2 separate regions of the Mus musculus genome follow, and region 1 is linked to region 2. A link is a loop called in an ENCODE intact Hi-C map of the cell type or tissue named here. Cell type or tissue: heart. All regions are shown on one strand. Each heading gives the region's core, and the rest is flanking DNA. Links, peaks and the distances in the headings are about the cores only. Region 1 has its middle 78 kb from the start of Gm35179. Region 2 overlaps Gm40612 (a long non-coding RNA gene).

Region 1 (5,385 bases), core at 160-5,159, 500 kb after region 2:
TCATAATGTCCTCAAGTAAAATTAGATAGTTCGTTGATTTCTAAATAGTTTTAGTTTGCTTACATTTCATAGTCGCACTGTTTGGTGATGAGGACGGATGCATTCACATGTTTATTTCCTAATATTCTTTGTCCTTTGTAAATGTGTTGGTTCCAGTGAAGAAAATACAATTCAGGTGGTTGGATGATAATCACGAAATGTGTTCTTGACTAGAAACTGAGCAAACTTCCAGTGTTCTTATAGTTTCTACCATGTTATCCTAAACACAGTTCTCCTTTGAAGTAGAAATTTTGATTAAATTGGCTTGTAGGCCACTGTGTATTGATGTGAGATGTCTTAGCTGTAATATTGTGGCATTATCTGTAGGAATTATGACTATGTTATTCTCAAATCTTTGAACAGATTTGGTTTATTTGGCTTTCCAAATTGTGCTGTGTTAATGACAAGCAGTCATAAGTACTTCAATTCAGTAGATTATCTTCTAAAATTTTGAAATCTCCTAAAGTTATTTTAAATGTTTTAAGACTTGAGAATTCTTTATAGCTAAAATCTCTGTAACTATCTGAATGATTTTGAGTGAATTGTGGTTTGCAATACATAGAATAATTTCTGAATATTGTATTAGCTTTTAAACTTGTTTTGAGGAGGAGGTAGAAGTAGTGGTTATGAATGGCCGAGAAGCACCTGAAAAAATGTTCAACATCCTTAGTCATCAGGGAAATGCAAATCAAAACAACCCTGAGATTCCACCTCACACCAGTCAGAATGGCTATGATCAAAAACTCAGGCGACAGCAGATGCTGGCGAGGATGTGGAGAAAGAGAAACACTCCTCCATTGCTGGTGGGATTGCAAGCTGGTACAAATACTCTGGAAATCAGTTTGGCGATTCCTCAGGAAATTGGACATAGTACTACTGGAAGACCCAGCAATACCTCTCCTGGGCATATACCCAGAAGATGTTCCAACCGGTAATAAGGACACATGCTCCATTATGTTCATAGCAGCCTTATTTATAGTAGCCAGAAGCTGGAAAGAACCCAGATGTCCCTCAACAGAGAAATGGATACAGAAAATGTGGTACATTTACACAATGGAGTACTACTCAACTATTAAAAACAATGAATTTATAAAATTCTTACACAAATGGATGTATCTGAAGGATATCATCCTGAGTGAGGCAACCCAGTCACAAAAGAACACACATGATATGCACTCACTTATAAGTGGATATTAGCCCAGAAACTTAGAATACTCAAGATACAATTTGCAAAACACATGAAATTGGAGAAGAAGGAAGACCAAAGTGTGGATACAGATAATCCAGAGATTGTTCCACTTGGGGATTCACGCCATAAACAACCACCAAACCCAGACACTAGGCAGATGCCAATAAGAGCCTGCTGACAGGAGCCTGATATAGCTGTCTTCTGCGAGGCTCTGCCAATGCCTGGCAAATACAGAAGTGGATGCTCACAGTCATCCATTGGATGGAGCACAAGGACCCACCCCAATTAAGGAGCCAGAGAAATATCCAGGGAGCTGAAGGGGACTGAAGCCCCACAGGAGGAACATCAATATGAACTAACTAGTACCCCCAGAGCTCCTTGGACCTATACCACCAATCAAAGAAAACACATGGTGGAACTTGTGGCTCTAGCTGCATATGTAGCAGAGGATGGCCTAGTTGGTCATCAATGGGAGGAGAGGCCCTTGGTCCTGTGAAGGCTCAATGCCCCAGTATAGGGGAATGCCAGGGCCAGGAATGGGAGTGGGTGGGTTCAGGAGCAGGGGATGGGGGGAGGGGATAGGGGGGTTTTGGAAGGGAAACTAGGAAAGGGAATAATATTTGAAATGTAAATAAAGAAAATATCTAATTTTAAAAATAAGAGGTAGTGGTTATAGCTTACCTTTCAGAGTGGGTTTTATGGACACAGGGCCTATTATGTTTCTGATAAGGTTTCAAGAGTGTTAGAAGAAAAATTAAGGTCGGTAATACTTTAATTGATGCCAGAGCATCAATCTTCCTTATCAATGCTGAGATATCAGGGAAAGTTAGATTTTCATAAATAAAAGAAGGAAAAAAGAGAAATAAATAAATAATTATTTTCATGTAACATGTTTTTGCTCTCTTTGTTCCAGGCCCCTGTGCCATCCTTCAAGCCATCTACCCCAAGTTCATATCCCCAGGCCCAGAGAGATACTCTGTAGCGACTTCTTGTTGCTGTGGCTTTTTGAGTTTCATTTACGTGAACCCTATTTAATTCTATTTTGCAAGACTGAGCGTGGCGTGTCCAGGTTTGGCTGAGGGGAGGGCTGGACTTCAGTGGAAGCTGACTTGGAGGATGCCTTCCCACGCGTGACACATGTTCCATCCCTTGATCAATCGTGACACACCCCGCCGGGGCTGTTCATGGGAACTGAGCTTCTAGGCTGCACACAGCCTCACACCTCAGTGGAACAACTACACACCAGTGGTCAAATGATGACATTACTCATAGCATATGAGAAACGCTCATAGATTCTTAGACAGTCTCTCACATATGCAGATGTACACACTCCATATTCGTATGCACACACAAATTAGTGTACTTATTTTTATGTAGAAACTGGAATTTCCTGCAAGGTTTTCTTCAGAAGTATTATTTGTCCGAGTTCTTGGAAACAATATCACCCTTATCTGGCAGATAGTGGCAGTAAACACCTCGGTTCCCAGCAGGGAAGTTGCTGCTGTACAAAGGGAACAGCCGTGTTCAAAGGCCCAAACATTTCCTCTTCTGGGTGTTCTGACTTCTATTGATCTTCGATTCAGAGTAAGTCAGAACTCAAACGGCTTGCATAAGTTCTAAATGAAATAAAACATCCGATAGAGAAAGCACGTCGTGGCTGTTCCACAGGAGAACATTTCCTAAAGTTATTTTAAGCGTTGATTTGGATACTGGGACTCATGCTCGCTTTGTTAACCTTAGACAGAACGCCCTCGCCCCCTTGTGTTCGTCTGCGGTATTGCCCGTGGGAAGACAAAACCAAAGTTTCCATGAAGGGTAGGAGAAAGGTGACTGAATCAAGATTCAGTGATCCACTTACTTCTAGGACAGTAGTGTGAGGTCTTCCTGTAAACCTATGTAAGGGACAGCTTTACATCACAGACCTTAGATTTGGTTGCCGCGATTTGCTTTGTTTTTCTTCAGTCCTGAGCCACCTTATATAGTCACTCCAAGGTTTGGACCTTTTGGCATCTCAAAGTCAGTGGCTACTGGTGAAGAAAAAAAAAATTATTCCGCTTCTGTGATATGTTTGGCATTGTTTTAAATGCCAAAAGAATCGGGGAAGGGGGCACTTATCTTTCTGTTACCTGTTCTGGAATCTTTGTTTGGCGGAGGAACCTCATCTTCCACGGGCTTAAGGTAAGAAACTGCTTCCTGTTCTTAGGCGATACCAGCCATATCTGGACTCTTCTAAGTTCTGAGCATCCTCAAAGTTGTCTTGAATGTATTCGATAGTCATTCTCTATGCGATTTCCACATAGCACCAACCAATTCCAGAAGCTATGGTCCGAATGTGCATCACATGTCACTTCAAGTGACTTCCATGTGGGCTGCTTGCTGCCAAAGGGCAGGCTGAGCAACCCATTGCTTTGGGCATGCGCGTTTCCACTTGGTCAGTGACTGACAGACTGACTAATCTTTCCCAGCATTGTTCAACCCCTTGGAACTGACGGCCCTGCTTTGTATGGGGGTCATAGCAGAAGCTTTTGGCTGGGGAAATGATTCATTGCATCAGCCAAGCACCCAAGAGGCATGGTGAGGACATTTGCAGCAGGAAGGAGAAAATGTCAAAGATAAGGATATACACACTGGGAAGATGCAGCATAATACCACAGGCAAGGTCCACTAACACAGATCAGCTCAATGGCACGGCTATGGGACCAACACAGGACGCAGTCTCTAGTGTTGCCACAAGCCATGTGTGCCTGGTTTGTATTACCTGGTTCCTGTGCTTGGCACTATAATATGGCTGGACTGGACAGTCCTCAAAGGAGTTAGAGGGATTCTTTGTGTTTCTTTGTTTCTTTTGTCACTTTATTGTCTGACTGCAGCCCCCCTTGCAGCTCCTTCCCCTTCCCTTTCTCCTCTGTGAAGGAGGTCAGCCCCACCCCCAGAATCAGCCCACCCTTGCACATCAGTTACTTCATGACCAGGCTCATCCTCTCCCACTGAGGCCAGACAAGGTGGCTCAGCTAGGGGAACAGAATCCACAGGCAGGCAACAGAGTCAGGAATAGACCTTGCTTCATTTATTGGGGGACCTGCATGAAGGTCAAGCTGCACATCTGCTACCTCTCTCTCTCTCTCTCTCTCTCTCTCTCTCTCTCTCTCTCTCTCTCTCTGTGTGTGTGTGTGTGTGTGTGTGTGTGTGTGTGTGTGTATGTGTGTAGTAGGTCCAGCCCATGCTTGCTCTTGTGGTTCAGTCTCTGGGAGCTCCAAAAGTCCAGGTTAGTTGTCTATTGGTCTTCTTGTGGAGTTCCTATCATCTCCGGTTTCCTCAATCCTTCTCCCAACTAATCCACAAGACTCCCTGAGCTCCATATAATGCTTGGTTATGGGGCTCGGCTTCTGTTTCATTGGCTGCTGGGTGGAGCCTCTCAGAGGCCAGTTATACTAGGCTCCCATCTGCAAGCATAACAGAGTATCATTGATGGCATCAGGGTTTGGTTCTCACCCATAGGATGAATCTCAAGTTGGACCAGTCATTGTTGGCCATTCCCTCAGTTTCTGCTCCATCTTTGTCCCTGCGCATCTTCTAGGCAGGGCACTTTTTGAGTCAAAGGTTTTATGTGTGAGTTGATGACTTTATCCCTCCATAGGGAGTCCTGCCTGGCTAAAGGAGGTGGTCACCTCAGGCTCCATATCTCCCATTGCTAGGAGTCTTAGCTAGAGCCACCTCATAGACTCCTGGGAGCCCCCCCCCCCCATCTCAGGTCTCTGGCATGTCCTAGAGATGGCCCCTGCCCCAGGAGTTAGAGTTAAGAGTTTTTGTTTTTTTATTTTACGTATATGAGAACACTGTACCTGTCTTCAGACACACCAGAAAAGGACAGCAGAATTTATAGATGGCTGTGAGCCACCATGTGGTTGTTGGGAATTGAACTCAGGACCTCTGAGCCATCTTTCCAGACTGGAGTTAGAGTTTTTAAAGTTATCATTGATGCAGAATTCCAAATTTGAAACAAAGTAATTCAGGACTTGAAAAAAAAAGTGTCTTAATGACTGCAAATCTAGAAGGAAGTCAGAGGCAGGGCTCCACAGGCCATTGTCTGTTAGTTCTTGCTGCTTCTGCTGTATGGCAACTGACATGTTGCAAATGAAAATGAGGTCTTCAAATCT
Region 2 (5,385 bases), core at 105-5,104:
GTGTGCCTGGTGCTCTGGAGTGTCCTGAAGAGATCAGCAAAGGACTTTAGATGCCCTAGAACTGGAGTGGCGGATGGTTGTGAGCCGCCATGCTTGGCAATCAAAATGGGCTCCTCTGTAAGAACAGCTATTTCTCCGTTGCGTGTTAATTTCAAAACTTCATGCTATCACCTTCTGGGGCTGCACTCTCAGCTTCTCAGCTTGGCTCCAAGAATTCACTGCCGCTGCTCCCAATCCAGATAGCTCCGCAATGGCCAGCAGTTAGTGTCTCCAATCCTCTAACAACCGGAGAACGCTCCGAGCTGTGATGAGTCTACACTGACCAACCAACCCCGAGGCTGGCTCTGCCAACCACCAAAGACTGTCCCAAGGCTGCCCTTTCTCCTGCCCACCTGAGTCACGGAGGATGGAAAACATCAGACAGCCTTAATATTTTAAAACCAGCCAGATAACACAACCACTGAGCATGGAACCTACTGCCCTGAAGTCATCAGCTATCCTGTATCAGAATTCTTCCGGTGATGAAGCGGCCACCGGTTCTAGTTGCCCCCAGACCTTACATGGTTCTGTGCTCCTCTCCCCAAAGCCTGACTGAAAAGCCCACTCACTATCTTGTCTCCTTCTGGGACCTGGAAAATCCCACCTCTTTATTTTCACCCAGTGATTACCTTCTGCCATCTTTATTGATATAATCAAGAAACAATTAGGGAACCAGATTTCAGTATCAGCTCCTCCTACTACATTTCTCCAGCCCTCACAATTAATCATTTTGGCTGGGAAGTAGTTCACTTGCCTGCCCTGTGTAAGGGCTCTGATGGTGATCCTTAACACGCAGGCGCGCGCGCGCACGCACACACACACACACACACACACACACACACACTTTTAATCCTTAAAATGAATCTCATTCACATTACATATTTTGCATACTCTGGGCAGGGATGTTTGCCCTTGTGTTACCTGGGATAGGAATCCAAGGAGTGTAACTGATCCCACTTTTCAAATTCTTGTTCTCATAGAATAATAATAAATTTAACTAAGTAAGTGTATGATTTGTATATTGAAATAGAAAAGAAATGGTCTGCAAATGTGGATTCTGGAATCCCCCCTCCCTTTTCCTATTTGTAATCCTTTGATCTCCTTCAGTCGTCCTTACTTTACTCCTTAACTAAGACTTTGAGTGCTGCACTGGACAGAGTGGACATCCTTGACTTGGTCTTGACTTTAGTGGAAACACTTTGAGCTTCTCTCCATTTAACTTGATATTGACTGGCTGTAAGCCCCCTTCATTATGTCTCTGTCCCTGTAAGCCTCATTTCTCCTATACTTTTATCTTGAATGAATGTTGGGATCTGTCAAAACCTTTCCTGCATCTGTGAGATGATCATTTTGTTTTTGCCTTTTAATTTCTATGTGCTGGGTATGTTTGCTGATTTACATATGTTGAACCATGCGGCTCTGGGATGAAGTCAACTGGATCAGTGGATGGTCTTTCTGATGTTTTCTTAAATTCAGTTTTTGAGTACTTTATTGAGAATTTCTGCATCATGTTCATAAGTAAGGGCTATACTTTTCATTTTTGTTGAGTCTCTGTTTTAGTATTGGGACTTTGTAAAAAGAATTTGGAAGAGTTCCCTCAGTTCCGATTTTGGGAAATGATTTGAAGATTATTGACATTAGTTAATCTTTGAAATTCTAGTAGAATTCTGTACTGAGTCTACTAGGACATAGTTTTTTTTTCTTATTTGGGAGTTTAATAGATGCTCTATTTAACTAGGGGTTATGGGTCTGTTGATGTCATGTTGATTTTAGTAGGTAATGTTTATAAAGAAATGTATCTATTTCATTTAGATTTTCCAGTTTGGTGAAATACTGATTTTTAAAGTATGTCTTCATGATTACCTGAATTTCCTCCATGTTTGTTGTTATGTCTCCCCTTTTATCTCTAATTTATTAATTTGGTTATTTACTAATTGATTGTTTTTCCCATACACTCGTTGTGGATGCTATTTCTTCTTTTTTTTCTTCCCCTAAAATTTTCAAATGTATCCTTTTTATTAGTGTGAGATCTGTCTGTTTTTTTTGTTGTTGTTTTGTTTTTTGTTGTTGTTGGTTTTTGTTTTTATGTAGGAACTTAGCGCTATGAACTGACTCATGGCATTGCCTTCATTGTGTAAGCATATTTTGTGTTGTCATTTTCATTCAATTCTAAAAGAATTTTAACTACCATCTTGAATTTTGTCTTTGAATTAAAAAGTTCTTGTTCCAGGGTTCCACATGAGACCCTGTCACTTATCTTCAGGAGATCGTCTGCTTTTAGTCGACTGGGTAAATTCTGCTGCTAGAATACTGTACGTTTAGGGAATCACATTTGAGGTGGGGTTGGAAGGACATGAAATGCAAGTCTCTTGTGGAGAGAATGCCAGGTGTACAATGTGGGGGAGAGACTGGAAGGCTTCTGGGAGGCTCAGGGAACCGGAAGGCTAAGGAAGCGAAGCCTGGAAAAAAGAATCCAGCTCAGGGCTGATGACAGAGAAAGGTCATGGTCGGGCTTACTTTTCTAATGGATCAATCAGAAGATGTTCCCGGGGTTCCAAGAGACATGGAAAGGAAGACTTGGGAAGAAGGTGGGACAGCGCTCGCTGTTTAGTGTTTCCTCTTCAGGCAGGGTCTCCATGGCTGTCCTACAATTTGCATAGATCCTTCCGCCTCAGGATCTGAAATGCCTGGATTACTGAAGAGAACTGTCAGACAGCCCTGCTCATCTATTGGGCCTTTAGCTATCTATTGAGGAAATCATGAGGTCTGTCAGACACTGAGAAGACAGATACATTTATGTTGCACTGAGCAATACAATTATTTATTCTGAGTTTTCAGCATAAGGGTTTATTCAGCTTACACTTCCATACTGCTGTTCATCACCAAGGAAGTCAGGACTGGAACTCAAGCAGGTCAGGAAGCAGGAGCCGATGCAGAGGCCATGGAGGGATGTTCCTTACTGGCTTGCTTCCTCTGGTTTGCTCAGCCTGCTCTCTTATAGAACCAAGACTACCAGCCCAGGGATGGTACCACCCACAAGGGGCCCTCCCCACCTTGATCACTAATTGAGAAAATGCCTTACAGCTGGATCTCATGGAGGCATTTCCTCAACTGAAGCTCCTTTCTCTGTGATAACTCCAGCTTGTGTCAAGTTGCCGCAAAACCAGCTAGTTCACCAGTAGATGGCAATATTGGCCCAGAAAAGCCAACCACACCTGTGGGAGGGCCTCAGGACAGGGACACGACAAGGACTATCTACTTGAGAGATATTTTGCTTTTAATTCATTGTTGTTCTATTAATTTGTAGTTTCTCTTTTATCTCAGAATATTAAAGTTATAAATAAAGCAAAAAAAAGTTCCAGAAGCCTTAAATTCTGCGTTTTGAAAGTCACTCTTCTTAGATGTACTTCCTTTGAGGTAGCAGGCTGTGAGGCGACTAGCAATCAGGATATCCACACAAAATGGAACTCAAAAAGATTTTGCTGACGTCACTAAGAACACCAGAACAGAAATCAGTTACATGTCACTTCCAACATTTAAAATAACGTTCAGTTTTAGTCCTAGTCTCATGGAAATCAAAGCCGCACATACTTACCCCAAACTCAGAGAACGATAACATAAGACGTAGGAGTTGGAGGTAATTTAAAACGTTTTAAAGATTATATATTAACCGGGCGTGGTGGCACACGCCTTTAATCCCAGCACTTGGGAGGCAGAGGCAGGCAGATTTCTGAGTTCGAGGCCAGCCTGGTCTACAAAGTGAGCTCCAGGACAGCCAGGGCTATACAGAGAAACCCTGTCTCGAAAAACAAAAAACAAAAAAACAAACAAAAAAAAAGATTATATATTAATTGTACTAATGCATAGTCACGGGTTTCATTGTGACATCTTCATGAACATATACAACATGTTTTGATCAGATTCAGCTCTTGCTATCCCCCCTCTCCGTACATCCTCACCATAGCTACTAGCCCCGACTTATTAAAAAATTTTGTAACCCAAGGAGTGTAATTAGGGTTAGACTACTAATTACTTCTTACTGGATCATGGGTGTGAGGTTTCTTCCAAGATCATGACCACTTTACATTGGGCACACCACTGAAGAGAAAGTCTCTCTTTACTCTATCAAACGTGAGCTTCCTGGAGAGCCTCGGGTAGGGGTGGAACTTTAGGTAAGACTGGGGTTTCAGGTAGGGGTGAGGCCTCTGGTAGGGGTGGGGCCTCGGATTTGGGTTAGAGTTAGGGTCCCTCCCTTCTCCATAGCACGGTTTTGTCTGGCTGAGGCTTGTAACAGATTTTATTTGGGTCCTCACAGTTGCTTTAAGTAATTTTAACACTTTAACCTTATACTCCGGATTGAATTTATACAAACACAATGAAAAATCAAATAAGGAAATGTAACAGAAACCCTCTTATGTCATTTACAACAATACCACTTACAAGAATTTGTTTGCCTTGTTTTCTGAGGTGTTCAACTTTATTGTTCAATCTATATTTTTCACTAAAAGTAGCCAAAGGCCCTTTGTAATAAATAAATATCAATATGGGCCATAAATATTGGATATTTTAAGAACCAGTGCATCATAATCAAGGACATATCCTAGGCAGCTGTACTTAGGGGTTAATAACCACTGTGCAGGATCACAGGTAGTGGGCAGTGCTCGAAAGCTTAGATGGGGGAACATTCCCTTTGCCTTGATGATGCTTCTTATCTCGTACCTATCTTTAGATAAATCATTCTGGGATCTCTTAAGACATATGTTGATGTCTTCACATGGCAAGCTTGCTTGTAATTTAGTTTCCAATGTAGATGGAAAGAATCTGTGACGAGCTTTAGCTGTGACTAAATTGACTTATTCGTTACTCTATGTGTTCATTTAATAATTATCTGTTAAGCCCCTGGATACCAACAAGATAGGATTAAGAAAAAATGTTAAAACCATACTTTAAAAAAACACATTCTTCTACGTCGCTTATAAATACAAGCTCAGACTCAAGTGAACGCTGGACCGTCACCGTGGCAGCGTGCTGACTGCTGTAAGCAGCACTTACGTCACCTTCCCAGAGAGTTCATGAGGTTGGTGCTAATGCAATCAAGTAAGTAGTGGCTTGGCTCAATATCTTAGCAGCAGGGTATGATGACCTTGGGGACGATGCGAAATTTCTTTCTCCAGTGCCAAGAAAACTCATTAGGAGTTGCCAACTGCTATCAGACCAAAATGATTTTATCCATTAGAGAAAATTTATTGAACAATAGCTATGTGCTCAGTCGTGTGTGTCCAGTGGTATGTATGTATCGAGGGCTGTGTGCCTAGTGCTGTATGCCCGATGCTATGTGCCCTGTGG

The links. A loop is a pair of places that touch in the nucleus more often than their neighbours do. Peaks named below come from ENCODE experiments on the same cell type or tissue, not always from the same donor. Only the 100,000 strongest peaks of a DNase experiment are listed, where the experiment ranks them.
Region 1: it touches region 2 in a loop (10-fold over the local background); 28 of 42 quality-filtered maps call a loop at or near these places.

Annotation. Positions count from the first base shown.
Region 1 is chr10:23,078,484-23,083,868 of GRCm38, forward strand. No RefSeq gene overlaps it. Among named protein-coding and RNA genes, the nearest start is that of Gm35179, 78 kb to the left of the region's middle. In heart, for the core only: a CTCF peak has its summit at 2,992 (motif pointing left); a DNase peak (open chromatin) is centred at 2,988; H3K27ac peaks cover 322 bases.
Region 2 is chr10:22,576,398-22,581,782 of GRCm38, forward strand. The region is part of intron 2 of Gm40612 (a long non-coding RNA gene); the gene reads right to left. Among named protein-coding and RNA genes, the nearest start is that of Gm46216, 26 kb to the right of the region's middle. In heart, for the core only: a CTCF peak has its summit at 3,229 (motif pointing right); no DNase peak of the experiment used is centred there.